Linked DNA regions of Homo sapiens: regions 1 and 3 are each linked to region 2. Evidence: chromatin contacts called from ENCODE Hi-C or POLR2A ChIA-PET data. All regions are on one chromosome and are shown on one strand. The core of a region is the stretch at or near the end of the contact, and the rest is flanking DNA. Distances in the headings are between cores, read along the strand shown.

The links. Hi-C counts contacts between places; a loop is a spot of excess contacts on that map. ChIA-PET counts read pairs that join two places held with the same protein, here RNA polymerase II (POLR2A). Pooled maps may share reads with other maps.
Region 1: a loop to region 2 is called in a map with no recorded cell type, with 6 times the contacts of the local background. The contact joins two enhancer-like sites. A Hi-C loop is called at or near these places in 2 of 37 single-sample maps with no recorded cell type and 6 of 50 pooled maps. POLR2A ChIA-PET finds 5 or more read pairs at or near these places in 1 of 52 experiments (OCI-LY7).
Region 3: a loop to region 2 is called in a pooled map, with 2.3 times the contacts of the local background. The contact joins two enhancer-like sites. A Hi-C loop is called at or near these places in 2 of 50 pooled maps. POLR2A ChIA-PET finds 5 or more read pairs at or near these places in 2 of 52 experiments (HepG2 and OCI-LY7).

The regions. Positions count from the first base shown.
Region 1 is chr11:130,116,657-130,121,118 of GRCh38, forward strand. It overlaps APLP2 (amyloid beta precursor like protein 2), which reads left to right. Exons shown (of 17, transcript NM_001142276.2): 4 at 4,050-4,162. Among named protein-coding and RNA genes, the nearest start is that of ST14, 41 kb to the right of the region's middle. RefSeq lists an enhancer at 2,234-2,313. Within about 2 kb of position 2,480, at least 3 of the 41 ENCODE cell types and tissues checked have a DNase peak (open chromatin) inside an H3K27ac peak, as active enhancers do; they include OCI-LY7, where a contact is called at or near this core.
Region 2 is chr11:129,957,425-129,962,136 of GRCh38, forward strand. It overlaps PRDM10 (PR/SET domain 10), which reads right to left. Exons shown (of 21, transcript NM_199437.2): 2 at 3,472-3,658; 3 at 322-486. The coding sequence starts at 3,540. Among named protein-coding and RNA genes, the nearest start is that of PRDM10-DT, 43 kb to the right of the region's middle. Within about 2 kb of position 2,992, at least 3 of the 41 ENCODE cell types and tissues checked have a DNase peak (open chromatin) inside an H3K27ac peak, as active enhancers do; they include OCI-LY7, where a contact is called at or near this core.
Region 3 is chr11:130,179,207-130,183,362 of GRCh38, forward strand. All of the region lies in intron 1 of ST14 (ST14 transmembrane serine protease matriptase), which reads left to right. Among named protein-coding and RNA genes, the nearest start is that of ST14, 22 kb to the left of the region's middle. RefSeq lists an enhancer at 1,572-1,631. Within about 2 kb of position 2,290, at least 18 of the 41 ENCODE cell types and tissues checked have a DNase peak (open chromatin) inside an H3K27ac peak, as active enhancers do; they include OCI-LY7, where a contact is called at or near this core.

The sequences.
Region 1 (4,462 bases), core at 1,230-3,729, 160 kb after region 2:
AGATGGGGTTTCCCCATGTTGGCCAGGCTGGTCTTGAACTCCTAACCTCAAGTGATCCACCTGCCTCAGCCTCATAAAGTGCTGGGATTACAGGCATGAGCCCCTGCGTCCAGACATCCTTAGGGTATCTTTTTAGAACTGGAATTGTTGAATCAAAGAGTACTGTTAAAAGATATATATATATATTTTTAGGCCAGGCCTGGTGGCTTATGCCTGTAATCACAGCACTTTGGGAGGCTGGGATGGGAGGATCATTTGAGATCAGGAGTTCAAGACCAGCCTGACCAACACGGTGAAACCCCGTCTCTACTAAAAATAGTAAAAATTAGCTGGGTGTGGTGGCGAACGCCTGTAATGTCAGTTACTCAGGAGGCTGAAGCAGAAGAATTGCTTGAACCTGGGAGGCAGAGGATGCAGTGAGCCAAGATTGTGCCACTGTACTCCAGCCTGGGTGATGGTGTGAGACTCCATCTTAAAAAAAAAAGTTAAATTTTAGAATTTAGTTTGTTTTCAAATTCAGTGGTGTTCTTTTTTGATTTTTAGAGATCGAACAGATTGATTCAGTCATGGAATAGCTGAAGATTAGTGGCATTTAATTTTATGGTTTAGCATGGAATTAATTATTTTATTAAATTTTTGGCATTTCCGAAAAGGTTTTGATTTTAAACTTTAATTCTGAAATATTACACCAAGCATCCTGAAGAGATGAGACATAATGTGATGGTTGCTCATATGCTCACCCTCCTGATTTCAGTTCTTCAGTGTTCTGTCATGTTTGCTTCATCTCCATCTTTTTTTTTTTCTGAGACGGAGTCTCTTGCCCAGGCTGGAGTGCAGTGGCATGATCTCGGCTCACTGCAACCTCAGCCTCCTGAGTAGCTGGAATTACAGGTGCATGCCACCATGCCTGGCTAATTTTTGTATTTTTAGTAGAGGTGGGGTGTCACCATGCTGGCCAGGCTGGTCTCAGTTCTTTTGCAACATTTACATGCATCTATAAACAATGTTTTTGTGTTTTAAAATTTACATTAATGGCATCATACTGTACCTGACCTTTTACAGCTTGCTTTTACTTTACATCATTTTTTAGTTTATCCAAGGTGTTGTATAGATTGAGTTAAAGGTTGTATTTCTGACCAGGCGCAGTGGCTCACGCCTGTAATCCCAACACTTGGGGAGGCCGAGGCCGGGGTGGATCACAAGGTCAGTAGATCGAGACCATCCTGGCTAACATGGTGAAAACCCGTCTCTCTACTAAAAATACAAAAAAATTAGACGGGCGTGGTGGCACGTGCCTGTAGTCCCAGCTACTTGGGAGGCTGAGGCAGGAGAATCACTTGAACCCGGGAGGCAGAGTTTGTAGTGAGCTGAGATTGCGCCACTGCACTCCAGCCTGGGCAGCAGAGCGAGACTCCATCTCAAAAAAAAAAAAAAAAATAGTTGTTGTGTTTCTATAGAATATAGATTAGTAGTGAAATTGCTGCTTTAAATTTTTTTGATGTTGCAGTTGCACATTTAAAAGTGAGGTTTTACAAATTAAAGTGCATTAACTGTTGCTTAAATATACATTGCTTTATGAGTATGGTTGAATAGTTCGTATAAAACTAGTTCCTCAAGACTTCACTAACATTAACATCAATAGTGCCTACCAGGTGTCAGTTTCTGTTTTTATTTTAAACAACAAACCCACATGTGGAACAATAGTTTCTGTTCTAAGCTTTTCTTGTTGTATAGATTATGTCATTTAGTCCCCACAAGATAAAGAAACCGAGGGACAGAAAGGTTAAGTAACTTGGCTAAGGTTACTCTGCTAGTAAATGACAGTGCTGAGATTGAACCCTAGCATTCAACCCTGCATATACTTTTCCTTTAGCATCCACTTTTGTTGCTTTTTGTCATAAATGAACAAAAACAGCCTAGTTAATTCAGAATAATCACATTAAACCATGTGAGTTGGTGGTTGGATGTCAGAATTGAAGTAATTTCTACTTAGATTGAGTATCAGGGTTGTTCATTCTCGTAGAGGCAGATTCTAGCTTACTGTTGGTATTTTTGCTATTTTTAAGCAATGCTTTTAAGTCTCGTTGATTGCTAAAGCCTGTTTGCAGGTACTGCCTCCCCTAGAGCCTTTGGGGTCCTCAAGGGTAAGCAGCATGTCAGGCTCACTTTCGCAATCCTGCTTCAGTGTCACATTGAGCTGTGTGATCCCAAAGTCCCTGTGCTAGCAGTGCTGAGAAACCTGACTGCCATTTGTAATGCAGTTTTCATGTGGGGGGACTGTTACACTGCTACAGCTTGTCATGTCAGGAGCCCATCTTCCCCTACTTACACATCAGCAACTCCCTTTCTCTTACCACTGGGGCGGTAGAAAGACTGACTTCAGTGCTTGCGCCCGAGGCCCAAGGCAGAGGATCCTGAGAGACTCATCCATGATGGCGAGGCTGGGTGGGTCTGTGTAGACTTCCCACTAGCTGGGCCCTAAGCCCTTTCTTAGACCACATTACTTTCTCATGATATTTTCAGGGTTTTCCCCCCTTAACCTCAGAGGTTAGTCTGCCAGCTGCATCTTCCTGCCACTGCTTCCTGCATCTCTTCCTGGGCTAAGCACCCTTCTCGCCCTCTCTTCCTCTCCCTCTACACTGTGTGGAGCACATGGCAGACGTATGCCCAGTGTAGATTACTGAGCCTTACCTTACACTACTGATCAGAGTCTTGGGGTGATCATCCAGTGATGTGTTGTATATTTCTAACTTTTTATTGTGGCAAATTACAAACATGGCCAAACAAGAGACGATGATACCGTTCACCCTCACGTACTGGTTGCCCAGCTTTGTAACCACCATCAGTTCATGAGCCACTCTTCCACCTTCTATAGGCCCACTCCCTCACAACCCTGATTATTTGGAAACAAATCACATACCATCTTTTCCCTGTAAATAAACAGCTATGTGTATCTTTCTCCCGACTTTTTGGGACAAGTTTTAGAAAATGTAATAGTGAATATCTCTGTACCCTTTACCTAGATTCTCCAGTTTTACCTGATGTTTTTCTCTCTCTGCATCTTATATGTATATTTTTGTGTTGCTAAACCATTTGAAAGTAAGTTGGGATATCACGACAGTTCATTTCTAAGTATTTCAGCTGGTTTCTCCTAAGAGCCAGGGACATTCTTCTATATATAATGACAATACAGTTGTCATGTTTGGAAATTTTCCTAAGTGTCCAACTAGTGTTTTTTATAGCTTCCTTTTTAAAAGGATCACATACTACATTTCATCTAGGATAGTTCCCTAGTCTTTCTTTAGAAACAAAAACTTTCATGACAATGATATTTTTTAAGAGTCCATGCCATTTGTTTAATGTAATGTCCCTGAGTTTGGATTTGTCTTAGTGTTTTAGCATGATTAGATTCAAATGATAATATATTTTGGCAGAAATACTGTGTAGGTGATATATTATTTTTAGGACATCACACACACCAGTTTGCTCGTTATCAGTGGTGTTAAATTGGTTATCTGGCTGAGGTAGTTTGCCAAGGCTTCCCACCGTAAAGACACCTTTGCCCCTTTGTAATTAATCATTGATTATTCTTACTGGATTCAATTATTACATCATGTTTTGTCTAAAGATTCATCTGTACTTGAGTAGAACACCTGGTTTTAGTTTCTTGGGCATTTGATTACAGAGGTGTGGGCAGGAATAAGGAAGGCAGAGCCATGTGGGGAGAGTAGCTGTGTGTGTCTGAGGCGGGCATGGAGGTGATCCTATTATATTCCCCGTCACGTGTTGCTGTAGCCCTGCAGTGGGACTGCAGTCAGGGGGCTTTTAAAAGGTCCCTGGCATCATGGCTCTGACAGATTGGTGAGTTCTTGTGGCTGCTTGGCTAGAACTGTACCATCCAGTCAGCCTTTGAAGGTACGAGATGTGCATCTGCTCGTATACATGAGACTGCTCCTGGCTGTGTAGACTATCATCATAAACTTCAGTGAGGGGCATTTTCACCTTGAAATCATGGTCAGATCCGCTCTGACAAAGATTCTCTTTTCCAGTGGGTGAATTTGTAAGTGATGTCCTGCTAGTTCCAGAAAAGTGCCAGTTTTTCCACAAAGAGCGGATGGAGGTGTGTGAGAATCACCAGCACTGGCACACGGTAGTCAAAGAGGTAAGAGAACTCGGGGGGAAAGTCAGCTGCTGTTGTATCTGTTAGGAGGGAAGTAGCACTTTTCTCCAAATCTCACCATGCTTTTAAGTTAGTTATGTTTCCCCCATTATCTCCTTAAGGTTTACAATTACTTCTGTCTTATAAGTTAGAAATATTTGGGAGAGAAGTAGGTATTTGTGTAGGAGAGCTCAGTGTTGACAGTCAGCTCCTGAAGTTGAGGATGTTAAGGAGGTGGCTGAGCGAGAATACTGTATGCTGCTGGTGAGGCTCCCAGGAAACCATCCTAACCCTAAGGCCGGC
Region 2 (4,712 bases), core at 1,742-4,241:
TCTCTGCCTCAGCCTCCCACGTAGCTGGGATTACAGGTGCCCACCACCACGCCCAGCTACTTTTTTGTATTTTTAGTAGAGACAGGGTTTCACCCTCTTGGCCAGGCTGGTCTTGAACTCCTGACCTCATGATCCACCTGCCTCGGCCTCCCAAAGTGCTGGGATTACAGGCATGAGCCACCGCGCCTGGCTGAGAGCACAGATCTTATCTGAATACGTACTGCATCACCAGTACCTAGCACAATGACTGACAGAAAGTAAACACAAGTAATTGGTTAATTAGTTAATTGACAAATTATCAACAGATAACCCTTCACATGCCTGTGCAGCTTCCACCGGGTGGATGTACACCAGCGTGTGCTCTGGACCATCCACTGATGTGTAGGAGGCACCATCTGCCGTGTACACCACCTGCTGTGGGGGGCGAACCTGGTCATCGGTATAGACAATCTGAGCCACTGTTCCTGTGTCCGGAACAAAGTGCACCTGGCATAAACAGGAGACAAAGAACAAAATCAGTATCAGGAAGGTAAGTGATCAACAAGCACACCTGGGTTTCTAAAAGATCCCCAATGACAGGAGAATGGGGATGGATACACCTTTGTCTACACCGAGGTGGTGACTAGGGGAGGATGCAAGGACCTTGTCATTGATTTACTGCTAAATGTTAGGCAACCGACTTAAATTCCCCTTTGCCTCAAATGGCCAATGCAGATAACTCTTTTGGGGAGTAATAAGGGCGTGGTTAATTGATCCTGGAAACGACACTGAAGATTCCTGCCTGACAACACTATCAGAATAAAACATACAAATTACTCTGTGGTGTGAAAAAATACGTCAAGACTCAAAAGCCAATTGCTGTCAACACATCATAAGAATTCTATTTTATAACTAATAGTGTCTTTCAGCAGACACATTAAAATAAGGTCACTTTTGGCTAGGCGTGGTGGTTCACACCTGTAATCCCAGCACTTTGGGAGGCCGAGGCAGGTGGATTACCTGAGGTCAGGAGTTCAGGACCAGCCTGGCCAACATGGTGAAACCCTGTCTCTACTAAAAAAATACAAAAATTAGCTGGGCATGGTGGGGGGCGCCTGTAATCCCAGCTACTCAGGAGGCTGAGACAGGAGAATTGCTTGAACCTGGGAGGCAGAGGTTGCAGTGAGCCGAGATCGCACCGTTGCACTCCAGCCTGGGTGAGAAGAGTGAAACTCCATCTCAAAAATAAAATAAAATAAAATCAGGTCACTTTCTTTCCTGCAAGTTGTTTCATACACAAAGGACATACTGGAGGCATATCAGTAAATGCTTGCTGAATCAATGAATGGAATAGAACTCTTCCTTGCCGGGTAGGTGAAGACACAGAAAATTCTAATAAAGTACTTTTAGGGGGTTCTGGACAACTATTTCAGCTGTCACCAGGGTAAATAATTTTCTCCCAAGACCTAAAGAACTAAAGCAGAAATGAAGTTTTGTAAAACACTTTCTGAGTGGTCAGCTTTGGAGGATTGAATTCTTGAAGGCCTGAGCTTGGCACATGGCCTGATGCCTGATATTGAAGGTCTGGAAGCAGATGGCCCAAGAACACATTTGGGAGAGAAATAATGTATGTGTTGCTATCGAAGTCACGCACTCTTAGGGTGGAATCCTTGCTCTTATACTGCCTTGGCTTTGGACCTAACTTTTTAATGTCAGTTTTCTCTAGTGAAGGATAGTAGATCCCCAAGATAATATAAACTAATTTAATCCCCAGAAGGAAACCTAAGAGACAAAATGTAATCAAACACCACAGAAATACAACAAACTTCCACCTCTACACGAAATGATTAGTCTGGCTTCTACATAAATTTGATTTGTCTGGAAGATAAAGTTTGTCTATTGGAAAAATTAGGCTCATATTTAAGCAGGCTTAATTGCTATAAGACAATTTTGTGACTTTCGATTTGTTCATTAACATCAAAGCCTTGAACTAGTTTCAGTGCTTAAGAAGGGAAAACATGTTTCCTCCAGACAAGCTATCCAAGCTTTTCTGCTTGGTCTTCATCATTCATTAAATCAGAATTCCCAGCTGGCGGAAGAACCAGTTGGGAGGAAGGAGTGCCACAGGGACCCTGACCTTGGCTATCTACTATCTGGTTACCCACAGACAGGGCCCTGGTCATGCAGTGTCACAACCAGATTTTCTTTTGTTTTGCTTTTTAATGAACTACAATTTTATTTATAAATAAGATATACCAAAATACATAGCTGCATGGAAATGACCTCAAAATGATTTCCAGGAGAAACAAAACAGAATTCTCATATACTCTGCTGAAACATCAGTGGAACTTTTTTAAGTAATCAGACTAAGACTTTATTTATTTTTATTTTTAGTGACAGGGTCTCATTCTGTCACCCAGGCTAGAGTGTAGTGGTGCAGTCATGGTTCACTGCAGCCTCCACCTCCTAGAGACATGACCGCACCACTATAGGCATGCACCACCATGTCCGGCTAATTTTTCTTTTTTTTTTTTTTTGGTAGAGTCAGGGCCTCACTTTGTTGCCCAGGCTGGTCCTAAACTCCTGGACTGAATCGAGCCTCCTGCCTTGCCCTCCCAAACTGCTGGGAATGGCATGAACCACCATATTTGGTCCATACTGAGACTTTTTAATCATACCAGATAACCAATTTTATTTATTGTATATTTATTATATTGCTTAAATTAAATAGAATCTGCATACTTAAATGTTTCAATGTAACTTCTTGATTTTGATACTGGTACTATGGTTATGTAATTTAATGAAACATTACACGTGTATGTTTACTACAATGTTTAAAAATTAAGTTTTATACTTTGGTCACACATAAAACATGGCTCCATATGACTGCTAATCATCCCAAATTCAATTCCATACCAAAAATGCAGAGATTTGCCTTCGCTAAGAACAGCCAAAATAACATGTGGTTGGTTCTAGCAGCAATCTGAAAGGCAAAGGTCATCGATGACAGCAGCATTTGGTCAAGTGACTAACCTCTAAAGTGGCTGACTCATAATGGAACAACTTTGACTTAGAGGTTTACATTCTGAATTTAAAAAGAAAAGAAAAGGCCACTCACTTTATAGACATACCTGTACTCATTACACACAAAGGACCAAACTACTATGGATAACGTAAAAGAAACAAACTATAGTTTGAGGTTTTCAGCAGCAATAACATAAATAAAGCGGGGTAGTAAAACAGATTATGACAGTAAATTGCAGACAAGGCGGAGAAGCCTATAGCTGGTGGTCTAGCTCTCCTAACTCACGGTGAGCCACATCGATGGAGCATTCAAGGGGCCAAAACAGTCCCTATTCCTTGTGTACGAGTTCTTCATGTCGGCTCCTAACGACTAGTCACTACTAGATAGCAGCTGTATTTCTTTGCTGTCAGCAAACTGAGTCCAGCTGAAAACCTCTCAATACCAAGCTGGAAAAGACCAGTCTTCACCTGTGCGGCATTCTGTTCATGCTCTGCAGATGTCGGCCACACATGCGAGCTTTCATCTTTGGAATCCATCTTCTCCCAACTGGACAGCTCCACGTCTGGCACACCTAGAGCAGCACAGGGTACAGGACAGTCATCTGTCTACCACACGTGTGTTCATGAAGGACGGAAAGGTCTGTCTGCAGCATGCCTGAGAAAACACAGAAAAGGAACCAAGACTTTCAGTAGATAAATACATTTTAATATATTATAATTTCAACCACAAATAATAAAAGAAAGCTTTGTCAAAAAGCAACACGCCTGGGCAAAAAAATGTAAAAATGAAGACATTATTTGTAATAATAGTATAGGCCAGGTACAGTGACTCACACCTGTAATCGCAGCTCTTTGGGGTTTTTTTGGGGGGGTGAGGGGAGTTGTTTTTGTTTTTGAGATGGAGTCTCGCTCTGTTGCCCAGGCTGGAGTGCAGTGGCACAATCTAGGCTCACTGCAACCTCCGCCTCCTAGGTTTAAGCGATTCTCCTGCCTCAGCCTCCTGAGTAGCTGGGACTACGGGCACGAGCAACCATGCCCAGCTAATTTTTTATATTTTTAGTAGAGATGTGTTTTCACCATGTTGGCCAGGCTGGTCTCAAACTCCTGAGCTCAAGTGATCCACCTGCCTTGGTCTCCCAAAGCGCTGGGATTACAGGCATGAGCCACCACACCCGGCCAATCCCAGCTCTTTGGGAGGCCAAGATGGAAGGATCACCTGAGGCCAGGAGTTTGAGACCAGCCTGGTTAACACGGTGAGACCCCATCTCTATTTAAGAAAAAGAAATTTTAAAAAAATAATAATATAATGTATTGCATGCTTGCTATGTTCTAAACACTCACTGGGGGTGGGTGTGTGTATATATAATATCTTATAAAATTATATATTTTGCATATATATTTGTGTATACATAAATGTGTGCATGTTTGTCTAATGCAATCCTCATTAAAAATATTAGTTCTAATTAAAATTAGTTGTCGTGAGGAGAATGAGTTTCTCAGATGCCAAATGCAGGCTCTTTCCTTGTAGACACTAACTTCCCATACCACCTTTACTCAAAATGAACAGCAGAATAATAAGTCTCAAGATGAGAGGAAGGCGGCAAGTGGAGGGAGCTACATTTTCTGCGTAAAAAATTTGGTGAATGCAAATACAAACTTTTTTTCTCACATGGTCAGTGTTGGAGTGATTAGCGGCCAAATAAAAAGCC
Region 3 (4,156 bases), core at 1,040-3,539, 220 kb after region 2:
TGACATCAGCACCTCCAGGGAGAGGGGCTTGGGAATCTGGATGTGGAACAAACACTGCATTTGTTTCAGTTGATTGTTATTGTTCTTTTTCATGACCAGACAAGTCCAGGAAATGCTGGGGGTTGCGATCAATGGGAACCATAGGCTTTTGCAGGTTTCGTGAAAATTGGCTTCTAGAGAGATCGATTACCCCTGGTTGGGGAGTGGGTGGGAGGATTCCAGTGTGGCCTTTCTTTTCCTTTCTCATTTGCCCATCGGTCATCCCCAGATAAGCACTCAAGTGTCCTCTTTTATGAGGCCCCGTGCTGGGCCCTGGACTGCCATGGTGGCAGGTGGGGTGAAGTCCCGCCCTCAGGAGCCTGCTGACCGCCTGCTCTGTGCACAGCTGCTGGAGCTTCCCCGGGGCTGCTGATTTAACTGGGGAGGGCCTGTCTATGTGGGGTCCCTCCTAGCCGGAGACAGGTCCCTTTTATGAACAGCAGCCTGATGAAGAGGCCTTCCTGCAACATGCCTCTGGTATCATTCTCAGCTCAGCATTGCCCAGGGGACAAACACAGAGTTTGTTCTTGGCAGTCATTCCCTGCTGTCATCTCAGGTGGGCTTGAGCCGTGCTGGGTTTCCGGGAAATCTGGCCAGGATCCAGCACAACCTTTAGCCAGTCCGGCAGGGAGCGGCCACGAGGTTGTGCTGGCTCGGTCTTTCCCTTGCAAAGGAAGGCATCTTCGACCTGCCACAGAATGCTTTCTTCCCCGGGGAAACCCTTGCAGGTGCTCGGGCTCTACTTTCCTTTCTCGCTTGAACAATTACAGGGATAGTTTATGGTTCTCATGACCCTGGTGGGGGTGATGACATCATGGGATTGAAATCCGTCCCACCTTGGAGTCACCGAGCGTGTCAGTCAAGAGCCTTGGCCACAAATCAGTGGCACTTGGCAGCAGCACACAAATCCAGCCACCCTGTCCTTGTCTCAGGTCTGGGCAGCACAGCTGTGTCCCTAGCTGGTGGCATCGCCCCTGCCCCTTGACCTTGATCTTCAGCCTCAGAAGCAGGCTACCCATTGTCATGTGACTGCCCTTCACGGTCCCTCCCCAGGATTCCAAGGGGCCTCTTGAGGTTTCCAGGTTCAGCCGCTTCCTTCCCAGCAGATCACACCCAACCTTAGCCACATGAGGAACGATCTTTAGAAAGGGTCTGGCCCGAAGCTTCATTTTTCCCTGTCTGCTTTGGTTGGAATCTTGTGTGGCTTTGTGTGCAGTTGGTAGTATTTTTGTTGTTGGTAAGTGTAGGGGCCCTTCCCCATTGCTTTTCTCTAAGGATAACCATGCTCTGAGCAGCCCATGGCAAATTCTGGCTTTGGACTTGTTGGTCCCCAGAGCCAGTGGGGTCGTGGGCCCTGGAGAGTTTGCACTCAGTGGCAGGTCTTAGTGTGTGTTTGAGGAACCAGGAGAGCGTTCCTCTCAGAGGGAGGATTCTCTGGTTGACTCACACAGAGTTTTGTTGGCTCAGCATTTAGCTTTCAGCCCTGGTGAGTTTCTCTGACTTAATGGGAGTAGGCTGGCTGCAAGAATCTTTCCTATATTATCAAATAAAATAGGTCTCTTTTTTGGCCCTCTAGAAATCAGTGTTTTTTTTCTTTTCGTTTTGGAGAGCCCGGCCTTGGGGAGGATATGCATCAGTTGCTCTAGTGTGCCTCAGACAATGAGATAAGATGAAATAGGGCGTGCTCTAGGACCTCTCCACTTCCCCTTCCCGGGTTTCTGGATCTGACCCTTCGCTCCCTGCAGAAAGTTGGGTGAGATGGCAATGGTCCGATCTCATCCCTGCTGGGTGGGATGGCAGTGGTCCCTCTTGGGTGAGATGGTGGTGGTCTGATCTTGTCCCTGCTGGATGGGATGGCGGTGGTCTGATTTTGTCCCTGCTGGGTGGGATGGCGGTGGTCCCTGCTGGGTGGGATGGTGGTGATCTGATCTCGTCCCTGCTGGGTGGGATGGTGGTCTGATCTCGCCCCTGCTGGGTGAGATAGTGGTGGTCCCTGTTAGATCCTGGCCCTTTAGGGTCTGTACCCTGCTTGTCCTGAGCCCTTTATCCCCAACCTCCCGCCTGGAAGTCATTCCTCGTTCCCTTGTCTGAGTGGCCTGGAGCCGAGCTGTGTTTCTGGGTCCTTTGGCCAGGATCTAACTACAGTGGGCCAGCAGGAAGAGGCTGTGATATTTACATGGCCTCTATCTGTGTTTATGGTAAGCAGACACACCTGGCTTCATAGCACCGTTTTATGTGTGCACCTGCAAAGATGTTTACTTTTAAGAAAGAGAGACAGGAGAAGTGAAAGCAGGCGCAGGCATAGGATCTCTCCTGTCGGCTGTGGCCCAGTAGAGAGGTGTTATGCCTACAGTTGTCTAAGTGTCTAAGTGGATGGGAGTTCCCTGAGACCTCCCCCTCCCACCTCCCCCACCCAGGAGTTAAAAGAGCTTTGCTGCTTCACTGACTTTATTAACTTTGTGACCTTGGACAGGCCACTCCCTCTCTTTCATCCTCAGTGTTCTTATCAATAAAACGATGGGATTATGCAACAGTATCTCTGTTACACCTGAAAATGGAGCCAAGAGCTAAGGTTATAAAAGGAAGCAGCCCAGTTACTGATTAGACAGCACTTTTAGGCTGGGTGGAGCCACAGAACTCACACTGCAGGGAGGACAGAGGACCCACCATTGAGCTAGCGCCACTGCTGACAGCCTCGCTCCGTGGCAGAGTCTGGGGTGACCCCTGAGTCAATGCCCTCAGCCACCTTACCCCTTCTCATGGGAGTCTCTGTCTTCTGTTTCCCTGAATCCTTGCTCCCAGAATTCTGGAACCTAACCACACTGGGAGGCAGTAAACCAGGACCAGATTCTGGATCTGCCACCAAGTACTGGGTGACCTTGCAAAATCAGCATTCTTCCCTGCCTTCTTTATATAACACGGGTGATAGCACCAGCCAGTCTTGAATGAGTCACAGGACTGTCATGAAGATCCAGTAAGAAAATGGTTGTGAAATTACCCTGTGAATTGGATATACATCTAAACATGATAAATTATTATTTCATTACATTTCTTTTTTTCTTTGTTTCTTTCTTTCCTTTTTTTTTTTGAGATGAGGTTTTGCTGTCTCTGTCTCGCCCAGGCAGGAGGGCAGTGGCATGACTATGGCTCACTGCAGCCTCAGCCTCCCTGGGTTCAGATCATCCTCCTGCCTCAACCTCCCGAGTAGCCAGGACTACAGGTGCATGCTGCCATGTCTGGCTAGTTTTTTGTATTTCTGTCTTTCTTATCATTCACTGAGCCCTTTGAATTGGGTTTAGCCGTGTTGGCCATGCTGGTCTCGAACTCCTGGGCTCAAGTGATCTGTCCACCTTGGCCTTTCACAGTGCAAGTGTGAGCCACCATGCCTGGCCCTTTTGTTAAATATCTTTTTTTTTTTTTTTGAGACCGAGTCTCACTCTGTTGCCCAGGCTGGAGTGCAGTGGTGTGATCTCGGCTCACTGCAATCTCCGCCTCCCAGGTTCAAGCAACTCTTGTACTTCAGCCTCCCGAATAGCTGGGATAACAGGTGTCCGCCACCACACCTGGCTAATTTTTTATGTTTTTTGTAGAGATGGAGTTTCCCCATGTTGGCCAGGCTGGTCTCGAACTCCTGACCTAGGTGATCCACCCACCTTGGCCTCCAAAAATGCTGGGATTACAGGCATGAGCCACCGCGCCCAGCCACTTTTGTTACTTTTTTTTTTTTTGAAATGGAGTTTCGCTCTTGTTGCCCAGGCTGGAGTGTAATGGCACGATTTTGGCTCACCGCAACCTCTGCCTCCTGGGTTCAAGCGACTCTCCTGCCTCAGCCCCCCGAGTAGCTGGGATTACAGGCGTCCACGACCACGCCTGGCTAATTTTTTTTGTATTTTTAGTAGAGATGGGGTTTCACCACATTGGCCAGGCTGGTCTTGACCTCCTGACCTCAGGTGATCTGCCTGCCTCGGCCTCCCAAAGTGCTGGGATTACAGGCGTGAGCCACCACACCCGGCCTACATTTCTTATACATATATACACATACATGGTCTGTTCAGAGTGTAGCCGAAATCTGTGTTTTCTCATTCTTAAATATGATTAGACTACCAGAGGCCACCAG